4 separate regions of the Homo sapiens genome follow, and regions 2, 3 and 4 are each linked to region 1. The links are chromatin contacts, found by Hi-C or POLR2A ChIA-PET in ENCODE. All regions are on one chromosome and are shown on one strand. Each heading gives the region's core, a stretch centred on a gene start or an enhancer-like site at or near the end of the contact. The rest is flanking DNA. Distances are from core to core; before and after follow the strand shown. Region 1 has its middle 18 kb from the start of SNORD28B. Region 2 overlaps ARID1B (AT-rich interaction domain 1B). Region 3 overlaps ARID1B (AT-rich interaction domain 1B). Region 4 has its middle 57 kb from the start of ARID1B.

What was found. Hi-C counts contacts between places; a loop is a spot of excess contacts on that map. ChIA-PET counts read pairs that join two places held with the same protein, here RNA polymerase II (POLR2A). Pooled maps may share reads with other maps.
Region 2: a pooled map shows a loop between it and region 1 (2.9-fold over the local background). The contact joins two enhancer-like sites. A Hi-C loop is called at or near these places in 2 of 37 single-sample maps with no recorded cell type and 1 of 50 pooled maps. POLR2A ChIA-PET finds 5 or more read pairs at or near these places in 2 of 52 experiments (HEK293 and OCI-LY7).
Region 3: a loop to region 1 is called in a pooled map, with 4 times the contacts of the local background. The contact joins two enhancer-like sites. A Hi-C loop is called at or near these places in 2 of 168 maps with a recorded cell type or tissue (B cell and naive thymus-derived CD4-positive, alpha-beta T cell), 1 of 37 single-sample maps with no recorded cell type and 5 of 50 pooled maps. POLR2A ChIA-PET finds 5 or more read pairs at or near these places in 1 of 52 experiments (CD4-positive, alpha-beta T cell).
Region 4: a map with no recorded cell type shows a loop between it and region 1 (8-fold over the local background). The contact joins two enhancer-like sites. A Hi-C loop is called at or near these places in 1 of 37 single-sample maps with no recorded cell type and 5 of 50 pooled maps. POLR2A ChIA-PET finds 5 or more read pairs at or near these places in 1 of 52 experiments (H1).

What each region holds. Positions count from the first base shown.
Region 1 is chr6:156,395,706-156,398,677 of GRCh38, reverse strand. No RefSeq gene overlaps it. Among named protein-coding and RNA genes, the nearest start is that of SNORD28B, 18 kb to the right of the region's middle. RefSeq lists enhancers at 1,113-1,642, 1,643-2,173 and a silencer at 2,455-2,504. Within about 2 kb of position 1,722, at least 6 of the 41 ENCODE cell types and tissues checked have a DNase peak (open chromatin) inside an H3K27ac peak, as active enhancers do; they include B cell and OCI-LY7, where a contact is called at or near this core.
Region 2 is chr6:156,882,179-156,885,150 of GRCh38, reverse strand. The region is part of intron 2 of ARID1B (AT-rich interaction domain 1B); the gene reads right to left. Among named protein-coding and RNA genes, the nearest start is that of MIR4466, 100 kb to the right of the region's middle. RefSeq lists an enhancer at 2,910-2,972. Within about 2 kb of position 1,495, at least 9 of the 41 ENCODE cell types and tissues checked have a DNase peak (open chromatin) inside an H3K27ac peak, as active enhancers do; they include OCI-LY7, where a contact is called at or near this core.
Region 3 is chr6:156,789,873-156,792,844 of GRCh38, reverse strand. The region is part of intron 1 of ARID1B (AT-rich interaction domain 1B); the gene reads right to left. Among named protein-coding and RNA genes, the nearest start is that of MIR4466, 12 kb to the right of the region's middle. Within about 2 kb of position 1,449, at least 3 of the 41 ENCODE cell types and tissues checked have a DNase peak (open chromatin) inside an H3K27ac peak, as active enhancers do; they include B cell, where a contact is called at or near this core.
Region 4 is chr6:156,719,149-156,722,120 of GRCh38, reverse strand. No RefSeq gene overlaps it. Among named protein-coding and RNA genes, the nearest start is that of ARID1B, 57 kb to the left of the region's middle. RefSeq lists silencers at 392-686, 1,807-2,126 and enhancers at 284-832, 1,137-1,206. Within about 2 kb of position 1,485, at least 37 of the 41 ENCODE cell types and tissues checked have a DNase peak (open chromatin) inside an H3K27ac peak, as active enhancers do.

The sequences.
Region 1 (2,972 bases), core at 473-2,972:
ATAGTTCATTTTTATTGAGCACGTGGCGGGCACCACGCTAAGTGCTTTGCATGGATTGTCTGAGGTTACTACACTCACTGCAGATGAGGAAACAGAGAGGCAGGGAAGTCAGGTCACCTGCCCAAGACCACACAGCTTCTGAGAGCAAGAACCAGAACTTGAATTCAGGTGGTTGTGTCAGAAGGTGCGAGAATTAGGATTCAAACCTAAATATACTTAATGCAAAGCCCATGCTGGTACCATTGCAACTCCCTGTGGCCATGGGCACTTGCAGGGCAGAGGCAGCCATGCCAGCCAAGGATCGTGTGACTTGTGTTTCTTTACACACACTTCATGGATGTAACAAAAGTATGGTAGTCACACTGTGCTTCTGTCAATTGAATAAGGTGATTCTGAGGCACAGTCATGGAGGATTTGCCTGTATGAGTGTGCATTTGTGTACATATGTGTGTGCGTGCTTCCTTTTCCTGCAGTACTTCAACTGGACAGGATTGCATGCTCCAGAACTTTCTTTCAATATTCCCTTCACTTAGGGAATCTTTGCCCCATTCAGATAACAGACTGCAATCTGGGAAAATACTTCATGCCGCAGCATTAACACCAAAGAATGTATCAAAGGCTTCTCTTTTCTAGAATGGCACACTAACATCTTTTATTAGGTGCAGATGTTTTCTGCGCTTTAAACAAAATGAGCGACTACGTGTAGAAATTCAGCCTCCTTGACAGGGAGTTGGAGGTCTCCTCAGGTGCATTGTGTATGTATGTATGGTGGGACTGAGTGAGGGGGGCTCAGAAAGGATTTTTTTTTTGGGAAAGAGAGAGACGCTTCTTTGCTTCTGAAACTGTCAAACAGACCCAGGTTTCTCGTTCCACCTACATTGTGATCCCCAGGCCTCATCCTTCCTCCCTCTGGGCTAGCAGGAAGATTTAAGGAGGGGCATGGATCTGGGGGAGACGTAGCCGGAGGAAAGTGGGTCAGTAGGCTGAGAGGCAGGGGACGCATCTCGATTCCATTTCCTGGATTGTGCCCTTTGTCAGACTTGCCTACAGACAGAGGGCCTGTGTGTTCCAATTTTGCAGAATTACCTTCCCTGGTTGGAACCCAATCCCCCAACCTCAAGCTCTGCAGACATCTTCCCTGATCAATGTCCTGTCCTCTTTTCTCTGTCAAGTTGTTCCTCCTTCCCGAGCTCTATTGTGATTTGGGGCACCTGAGGAATTAACTATTTCTCTCGTGTCTTTGCCTAACCACAGGTGAATGTCTCGACCCGCTTTTAAGCTGGCTCCGCCCTCTGGACGCGTTCTTTTAAAGGTGGGAGCTCCGACGGAGGGCCCTGATTCCGGCCTCGCTACCAGCTGGGCTGTGTGGGGGAGCGAGGCCTAATAACCCAGGGGGCGCTGGGCGGGAACGGCGTGGATCCCTCGGCCTCGCACACCTGGCTCCTAGTCCTCTCGGCCGGGCCGGTGATCCTCTGGTCGGGGGTGGGGGTGGGGGGGGCTTGCGGCAGCTCACACCTGAGGCCGTTACAAAAGGCCTGCAGCTTAACTCGCTGCAGCTCGGGGGGATGGATTGCCTACTAACTGCAGGCGCCGTGGTGCGCCGAGAAAACAGCGAAAACTGGGCCAGCGGAGGCGGGTGGGCCTCCTTGGAGGAGCGCACCTGGGGTGCGGGAGCGCCTCCTGGCAGCCTTGGCCTCGCCTCCCACGCGTGGACGCGCAGGGCCCAGGACACCGCAGCCGCCTACTCCTTTCTGCAGCCCCGGGGTCTGAAGGTAGTTACGAAGGAAATCTTTTGTAAAATGTTCCTTTTTCCTCCTCTACATTTTCTTTCTCTGTCCCTCAGTAATCCCGGTTCAGGGGTTAGCGTCCCTCACTAATCCCTGGATTTAAAAAACATTCTCCTTTTACACCCAAGCTTCAATTGGTAGAACAGAGAGACAACTGACGTCGCTTTTGTTTTGCCAGCTTTTGTTTCCGGTGCATCAGAAACTTTTTGCACCTGAGACATTATGAGATTGTGCCCCAGCCGGTTTCTAAATTATTTCTAGGTGAAAAAATTTTGCAACCTACCTTTGCAGTAAGAATTCCCCCTACCCCTCCTTTAGAGAAAGTACTTGACAGTGAATAACATCCTATATTTATAGACCAATGATTGCTACATTTCATACCGTGTAGGTTTCCTTCTGAAACCTCAATCACATTTGGTTACTGTGGTAGGGGTTTAAATGTAGCAACTAATGGGCTGTGGCAGCAGGCATTTCCCTACCTCTCCTTTTATTGAACCTTTAAGTGGCAACTGTGCTTCTCTGGGTAAGAGCAAGGCTTTGAGATTGCGTTCCATGGGTTAGCTCGGTTCTTTAGCGAAGATTCAGAGATCCTGAATTGCATCAAGAGATGCATTTGTCGGTCTGGGTTTCAGATAAAAGCATGAAATCTCACTGACTTGCTGAACATTGTGGTTTTGAATCGGGGCTTTGGAGATGAAGCTGTGAAACCTCCCAAACCAAAGTTCCTAACAGAAATCACCAGCTGTGATTTACATATTGGCTTTGCCACAAAGTTTTAGTTCGACTCTGTTTCTGTTGTTATGGTGTCTTATGAATATTTTCTGATATTTAACCCAAAGCCCTCTTGCTGTTTCCAAACTGGTTACCTGAGATAACTGAGGCACTTGTGCTGCTGTTTGGACGGGATTACTTCATGTACTTAAAGGCTGGCCATACTGCAGACTAAATACATCTGGTATCACCCTCTACTAAGTTTTTAAAAAGTCTTTGCTGAATGAAATGCAAAAAGAAAATGCAAACAATGCTTGGGCTTTCCTTTTCTTTTCCAGGCTCTCTTTACAACTCTTGCAAAGATGTCAAGACATATTTCAGTATTCCACCAGCGAGGTTACAGTTTTATTAGTGATGGCCTTGGTTCACACCATAAATGTGAATTTACCATTTTCTGTTGGCTTGACTGACCTG
Region 2 (2,972 bases), core at 246-2,745, 490 kb before region 1:
TTCTGAAATTAGATCATATTCCAATTTTACTTTATTTTAGCTATATTACCATTAGAAGGTAAAGCCAGGTTTCAAACAGTATCCTACAATGATTTTCACTTTAATAAATCCTTTAAATTTAAAAGATACACTGTATATGTCATAGGGAAACACGATTTCCAACTATTCATTTGACATATTTAGTTTCCTTTCAAAAATGTTTCTTACAAGAACAATGAAACTTTATCCCAGCAGCAACACTGTAGTCCGGAAGGACTTCCCCGAGCTCAAGACAAGGTATAAGGAACTGGGGGGAAATGATAATATTTTCTGACCAGGGCTACTACATTCAATAATCACTCACAATCATTTAAAACCTACAGCTATTTCTTACTGCCAGAAAAAAGAATTAGCAACACTAGTATCTGGGCATTCGGTGGTTCCTGAATCTCAGAACCTTTTTCCATTGCTCTTCACTCCCCAAACTAGTGGTAGCCTAATAATCCTAGAAACATGGCAGCCACCTCCTTAGCGGACTATGATTAGCCCACACACAGCATCCAGGAAAAACCAACTGCTGGAGTTTGGGCACTCCATCCTTACACCTCCTAATCCTCCCAGATGGAACGCCCATCTACAGAAGGCCCTCCAGGTGGCCACCTTACCCTTATCTGCTGGAGCTTTACTGGGAAGGCGCACTGCTTAGGAGGCAAAGACCTGCATGAAATAGAGAAGACCTGCCGTGCAACTGGCAAATCACTTAGCTATGGTTTCAGTTTTTCATCAGGTTGTCCTGAAAATAGACCATGTTCTAAATCTACTTTATCTGAACTACAAAAAAAAAAAAAATTCTTAAATTATCATTAGAAGGAAAAAGGGAGAGGGGAATCAAAGGAGCTTAAAAAATACTGAAAGTTAATTAGAGTAATGGCTGTCAAATGTTTTGACGCCAACTCGGAGGAAGAAACATATTTTATGTCAAAACCTTGAACACAGAGGACACTTGCTGTATGTGCTACATTTGTATCTTCTACTATTTACATCAAATTCCTTCCATTAAAAACATTTCTAGTTGCAGTCTAATACATTACTTTCTTGCTCCCATTAATGAGTCATAATCAGCAGTTTAGAAAACACTGCATTAGGGCACGATATTTTTTTTCCCAGAGAATCTCAAAGAAAACAGTTCCAAGTGATACTTTATCAGAATAAATGAGGGTCCCGCGATTCTGGCTCCTGAAATGCCTCTTCCCTGACCTACAGCTGTTGTTGATACAAAATGCCATTGCCAGAGAAAGAGAACTTACTGCTGGTCTGAGTAGGCTGAACTGCCAGGGCAGGTTAACAGGAAACACCTGCACAGGAGGAAGGCAAACACCAGCAGAACAGGTAACAGCTTACCTCCAGCACCTCCAGCACCTGCCACTCAGAGGAGCCGGCAACTCTCAGAAGAAGTCAAGAGTCAAAGCAAGGAAAGGTGAAGAGATGGGGCTGGAGTGAGACGAGGTGACAGTCCCGAGGTGAGGATCGGAGAGTGAGATCATGCTGTGGGGAGCGTGGGCCGAGTGCTGGGGCTGATGTGTGTCAGGCTCACGCTGGAGAGGAAAGCATGGAAGACATGGCGTTCAGAGGCAGCACGTCCAGAGGAGAAGGAAGTAAAGCTCAGAAAAGTAAAGAAAAGCAAGGAGAGGAAGGGCTATGACTTATTTTAACTTTCCACACAGATCCCCAAAGAAGAAAAGTAAATTGTCACGAAGACAAGGCAATCTATTTGTCCAGAGTGGAGGACCCCAACTGTGGGAGCTCTCAGATCACCAAGTCCCTGGAGTAACTTGGGAATCCCCCTAGCAATGAACTCTTTGCCAGGTTTATATGAATATTAGGCAAACAATAGCTCTGGGAGAAACAATTAGAAGAAATTATAACTACTACCCCAAATTTACAATAATGCTACCAAGAATAAAGACGGTTAACATATAATTGAGAATCTGCAAGCTGACGAGGAAGATTTGATGCAGGGAGAGAGCCCCGAAGTAAGATGCTGTCGGTATGGGGAGCCTAAAGGCGCCTCACAAACACTCCTTGACTATAACTCCCAGGGAGGCCAGAAGAAACCTAAGGCAGTTGCGTTAATTCAGGCTCTACCCTTAGAAAATGCAGAAATTAAGACAGCGAACTCTCCCTCTTTTCGGGTTCCCCGTGTAAGATTTTATCATAACCTTACTTTGTTCTCTATCCTGAGGCCTCAACATAAAAGCCCCTAGCCACAAAAATACAGTATAAAGCTAATCAGCTCTGTGTACTACAAAATGATTTACAAAATAACTACCGAACAGACCTCATTATAAAATGTTGTCACTGATATCACCTTCCCTCACCCAAAACTAGCACTCACGACAATAGCAAGACGTTATACAAAGCACTTTTAAACGTTTTAAACTATTTTCACACAGACGATCTCATTTACCTCCATAACAATCCTACGAAAAAGTATAGAATCAGTATCCTTTCACAGAAAAATGTCTAAGAGTATGTGGCCAGTGTGTGATGGGAACCGTGCTATATTTCTGGTCTCCTGATTGAAAGAGACCACAGCAATGAAAGAAAAAGGCAAGGCAAGGCACCCTTATAGTTGGTATCTGTAGCTACGCTTTGTTTTCCCAAATGGATTTCAAACACCTCTATATTTTCCATTATTCACATGTGTTGACTGATACTTTATTGTGCAATGATTAGGTGTCCACAGAATCATCCCAGGCCCTGTAGATGGTACAAATATGAATAAGACAGAATCTCTGAACAGAAACAGCCCCTAGCAGAAGAGAGGGAGCCCATGGGCAAACAGGGAGATTCTGAGTGGCATCAAAGAAGCACAGCAGAGAGGCAGGCTGGCCAACTCTGCCCGAGGAGCTGGGCGGAAATGGGTCCCAGAACATGGGAATTGCTGCTCCACCGGGACCAAGGCTGAGAGGGAGGACTCCCTTTCAACTAGC
Region 3 (2,972 bases), core at 200-2,699, 390 kb before region 1:
CTATTTTACACCCACGGAAAGAGCCAGGTATCTATGACAGCTCCCACAGCGCCTGTAACGGATGCTCTGACCCACGATATTTCATAAACCCTAATGTACACAGGAAAAGCTCAGCTTTGAAAGCTATACAAAAGCACTCATAAATTTCAGACTGCCCTAAGCACCCCTCCTTTTGCTAAGACACTAGCTGGAGTACCACTTCAGACCCATTATTCTTATAACGACAACCTTCCTTATGCATCTCGTCCTATCAGCCTACTCAAGCACCATGACTATTATTTATACTGAATTTTACACTAACTGCAAGTATGTTTATTAACAAGGCAAAGATAAATGTTCTTTAAAACTAGCTTTGTCTAATAAAAATCCAAAAATGTGCTATTAATTACTTTTATTCATCATTACACTATGATGAGTCTCACTATGTTGCCCAGGCTGGTCTTGGACTCCTGGCCTCAAGCACTTCTCCTACCTCAGCTTCCCAAAGAGCTAGGATTACAGGTGTTGAACCACTGGGTCCGGCCTTGCATGGTTTTTTAAAAAGGGGGGGCTGCATAGGACTGATACTTGGGGAAACATGAAATCAGCTTGTCATTCTAGTCAGGAGTGATTGGCAAAACTCTTATGGATATGCTGCTTCTCATTCTTGCCTCTCAAATAAAGAAATGTAGGTTTAGAGAAAGACTTAGAAGAGCCATAAATAACAGTGCTATAATAAAAATACTCAGCTATTACAAAGCTAATAACTCTCATATGAGTAAAGTTCTAAGTATCAATTCATTTCAAAATTCCAGATACAGGTCATACATTCATCTCTCCTTTTTTTTAAAGATTTCTGCTTTTGAAAGACTCATCTAAATTGTCCACTATGTCAAAAGTATTTAATTCCTAGCATTAGGAAATAAACAAAAATTCAAAGATTTCAAAAATATAGTTTGGAAAGGAAGAGAAAGAGGAGAGTCAAAACGAATTAGCAATGCCCATAATAACAATGTCCTTTTTTAAAAGGACACGGTTCCAGAATTCCTACATTTATCTCTCTATCTCCATCTGTCAGTTGCTCTTCGGATCCTGCACATCAGCACATTGTGAACAGACGGTGGGTATTTTCACCCTGGACCAGGTAGAAAGCTTGCCTGCCTGTACACGCTGACTGCCTCCCTGTGTTATCTGTCCGTGTTCCGTTTGAATCCAATTTCCTTGCATTACCTCTGCCCAGGTCAGGGATGAATGGCCGTCAAATTCCCAGTGGAATAAAAAGAAAAACCCTTTTCTTCCTGAGGCAGCAAGTTTCAATTCACAGAGCACATGGCTAATCTACATATGTGAAGGTCACGGCACTTCAGTCAAAGAGGTTAAGAATGGAACAGCTCACGTAAGGGGTTGTCTTAAACATCTTGGCATGATGCCCAACAAGTGAGACTGTTGAAAAGCAATAGATAGCTCTGGCAGCAGCAAGGGGAAAAATATTTTGATCATGTGATGCCATACACATTACCTCGTTTATTTCATGTGTGAAAGTTTGAGAGTCCCTGAAAAATACCACATATGCAAATCAAATCCAGATTTCAGCTTTACCAGTTTAGCCATGCTAGTACACCTTCCTCTTCATAAAATACATTTATATGGAATTTGTGGATGCACCAAGAATAAAACTTCAACATATTGACAGCCAGCTGGCTCAAATATCTTAACAGCTGATTACAACTTCTTTGCATTAGTTTTTCCATGAAGCATGAAACTACTTAGACTGGGAAAGGGTATTTAGACTAAAAAAGCATATTCTTTTAAGTTATCCAAATATAACTGTCTTAAATAAAATTCATCTTCTCCATCTTTCTCTATTCTTCTCTTTCTCACTAATAATATAGCAATATGGAAAATTACAGAAACTTAATGCATAATAAAAGATAAAACACAAAACTGCTTACCTTTCAATTTCCCTCTTCAGTAATTAATTGTAGAATAAAACACTGGTGCTTCTAAGTGCTTGTGTCTCCGACCAATATCAGAGTGGAGGAGGAAGGACAGAGTCTTGCCATATACAATAGACATGGGTGAAAGAGGAAAAGTCAGGATTGCAGAGGGCATGTCTCTGCCTCCTGTATGCATGGCGCCTTCCTGAAATGCGTTCTGCATCAGCCAATTCAGGTTAAAGGCAGTTGGCACTAAGATGGGGGGAAAGGGATGATTTCCACACCCAGCAAAGTCATAAAAAGTATGACTGTAATTTTTAAAATTTTCCAACAGTCAACAATAATAAATACTTGTTTAATACATGAAGAAAATAAAGTAGAAGCAAAAGATCCATTTTACCAATTTGGAAATTGTCTGCCAGACACCCATTTCCTTCAACTCAAAATTCAGATTGCTTATGAGGCCAGAGTTATTGTCTGTATTTCTAATTAAATGGAATACTAAGTAAAATTTAAACACCCCACAAACTATCTTAATTAATTTAATCACCACTGTTTACTCAGTAATCTAAGGACATCACTCTATGCTCAACAATTAATACAATGTTTAACAATTTACAAATATTTTCTGGATATCTACTTCTGTGGTACAGTGCCCCTACACCAACGTCACTAAATGTTTACTGATGGTAGGAAAATTAAATTCTTCAATTATAAATCTTCTGAATTTATTTCCTCACCAGTTAAAAATATGACTGCTTAAAAAACAGGCAAACTACAGTAAACATTTTAGAATTGCTCAATAACTTACTTTTCCTAACACTGGACAAGGTAAAAACATATCAGGAAATTTGAAAACTGCCATGGTATGGATTAGAACTAAGCTTCAAATATAAACCTATTTGCTCTGAAAGACCGATAGGCTGCTAAGTAACTTGTTAAATTAACTAATAGAGAATTGCCTCTAACTCATTTTAATTCCTTATTCATGAGAAAATACAATCCTTTGTTACTCTATTAAAAGGTCCTTTTCATTGCCAAGCAGCATACACGTTT
Region 4 (2,972 bases), core at 236-2,735, 320 kb before region 1:
AGCACTTTGGGAGGCCAATGTGGGTGAATCACTTGAGGTCAGGAGTTTGAGACCAGCCTGGCCAACATGGTGAAATCCCGTCTCTACTAAAAATACAAAAATTAGCCGGGCTTGGTGGCAGGCGCCTGTAATCACAGCTACTTGGGAGTCTGAGGCAGGAGAATCGCTTGAACCCGGGAGGCAGAGGTTGCAGTGAGCCGAGATGGTGCCGCTGCATTCCAGCCTGGGTGACAGAGCGAGACTCTGTCTCAGAAAAGAAAAGAAAAGAAAACAACAACAACAACAACAACAACAACAGTAAGAATTAATTGTTTTTTAAAAGATCAACTTAGATTTGTTCAGAATGTTCGTCTGACTACACAGTATTGTATCACTTTAATCAAGCATTAGCTTCTCTTCGAGTATCAGCTATCCCAAGAAGATGGGGGTGCAGGGAAGGCAGGGGTGGGGAGGTGTTGCATTCCAATCCTGCTGCCCAGAATTCGTGTCGACCCATTTCCTCATTCATGCGCTGGCCAGGAACACTCCGCTGGAACACTGTGAGTTCAGCAACTTGCATAACAAAGACAGGTCGACACCACCTAGCTCTGGAGGCAACCTTGCAGGATTGCTCCTGAGAGACGCTGGCATATGCCACAGAGGAGGAGAAAGTTCCACAAACAACCCCCGGATCTCTCCACCCAGGTCTCTCTACACCTGGTTTCTCAAGAGCAGATTGCTTAGCCAACCTTAACAATCCCAGAGGAACGCCAGGGCAAGAGGCTGGGTTCCCAGTACCTTTGCCCTAATTTATTGAGGGCTTTAAAAGTAGAAAATAAAACTTTGAACTCAACTCATCTGAAGCTTAATGATTCAGGTGTGCTACTTGCCTTCGGGGGCACCGGAGATCACTGAAGTTAAAGTGACAAAAAAAATTCTGTGAGCTGCAGAACAGAAAAGCGTGTCCAGACCCGACCCAGCTGCTTCTCCTAGCGTATTAACTTGGCAGGAGAAGCACGGAAGTCCCCTGTTCTGCCCTTGTCCTTTTCTAATGGATAGGATTTCCCCTGCTTACGGGCCTCTAATCCTCTCTCCTCTCTGGCCTTCCAGAGTGTGGAGAAAAAGTGCTCTGCTTCAAGAAGAGGGTAGAAAGATGAGGGTGAGAATGGTAGGAAAAGGAGGAAATGAAAATGGCTAGTGAGAAATACTTGGAGAGAAAAATAAAAGTCAAGGGTGAAGTCAGTTCTCATTTACACTTCATTGAAACTTAAGTTCAAATAGCTAGTCCTGCAATGAGCTCATCGACACCACTTTATACAAATATCATAGCCCACATGGGCCTTTTTCCTATCTTACTAGGGAGATATTCACAGCAACCCCATTCAGCTCTGTTAGGATCCACTGTGTTAATTTTTGTGGCAGTGTCCATGTGGTGCTTCTGCGCAGTAGGTGTTGAATGTAGTTCTGAAACTAAGATTCCACTATGACCGACTGCAAAGCAATGTAGTAGTATTTCAGCTTAGATGATATTTAAGGATAAATGTAGCCCTTTTAGTGACAGGGAAAGCTAGGCCTAAAAGGAAGGAGAGATCTTTGGCCTAGCCAAAGGGGAGGTGGGCTGCTGTCCGCACCCTCAAGCGAGAGAAGGTTCCAGGCTTTTCCAGAGTGACCTCTCTCTTCTTCCTGGGGAGGGCTCAGAGCAAGGGTTACCTTTGGATGATTTCTTCTCGCTGAATTCAGCTACTAAGCACTTTGCCTGGAAAGGAAGGGCACCTCTGAGCTATTCCTACCGACGCAGTGTGTGCACGTGTGTGTCTGTGTGCATGTGTGTGGGCGTGTGCATGTGCGTGTGTGTTGCTCCTGACAGGTCCTGAGTGCAGTGCAGAACCACGCAGCGCGCAGCGGGAGGCCTGCAGCCGCTGGGCGTTTTCCCAGGCCGGCCTGCGGCGCGGCCGGCCTCCTGGGCCGGTGCTGGGCGGCTGACACATGCACCAGTTTCGCTGGGTCGGCGCCTCCCCGGGGAGCGGGTGCGGGGCGGGAGAGGTGAGTTGAGCAACAGGGCCCGCCCCGCCCCCGTCCTGGGCCGGCTCTGCGCAGAGGAAGCGTCTGGAACGCCGGCACTGGTGTGTGGCTTTCCCAGGGCGTGTGGTGTGTAAACAAAATTGTTGTCAATCAGGTCGCGTCTTTGAAGGCTCCGAGGGAGCCTGTGAGTTCCAGAAGCCCCGCGGTGGATCCCTGTGTGGACGCAGAGGCTTTTTGCTGGGCGCACACGCACCCCCACCCCCGACAACGTAGATCTTTACTAATTTCAGGGTTTGTGACCTCTCACCTTTAGTCTTTAGTTTCTCTCCTCAGCCCTCCTTTCTGATGATCTTTACCGCCCTGTAACCCTACGTTTCCCAGTCGCCAGAGCTGCTGAGACCGCGTGGCCATGAGGTGGAATTTCCCAGCTTTTTAAACCGGGGCTTTTACCCCCAAGACTGTGGTAGATGGGTCACAGAAAGGACGAGAACGTTCCCAAACCCTCCAGCCTTTGAGACAGAGTGTGTGCTTTAAGAGACGTTAATGGCAGGGCGCGGTGGTTCATGCTTGTAATCCTAGCACTTTGGGAGGCCGAGGTGGGTGAATCACCTCAGGACAGGGGTTCGAGGCCAGCCTGGCCAACATGGCGAAACAACATGGCGAATTTTTAGTCTCTACTAAAAATACAAAAAATTAGCCAGGCCTGGTGGCGGGCACCTGTAATCCCAGCTACTCAGGAGGCTGAGGCAGGAGAATCGCCTGAACCCGGGAGGCGGAGCTCGCAGTGAGCCAAGATCGCACCACACTCCAGGCTGGAGTGTGGAGACAGAGGGAGACTCCGTCTCGGAAAAAAAAAAAAAAAAAAAAAAAGAGAAGTTGATACAAAAAAAAAAAAAACCCAAAAAACAAAAAAACAAAAAAAAAAAACAAAACCAGAGTGTGGATGCCTTGGAACACCCACCTGTGATCCT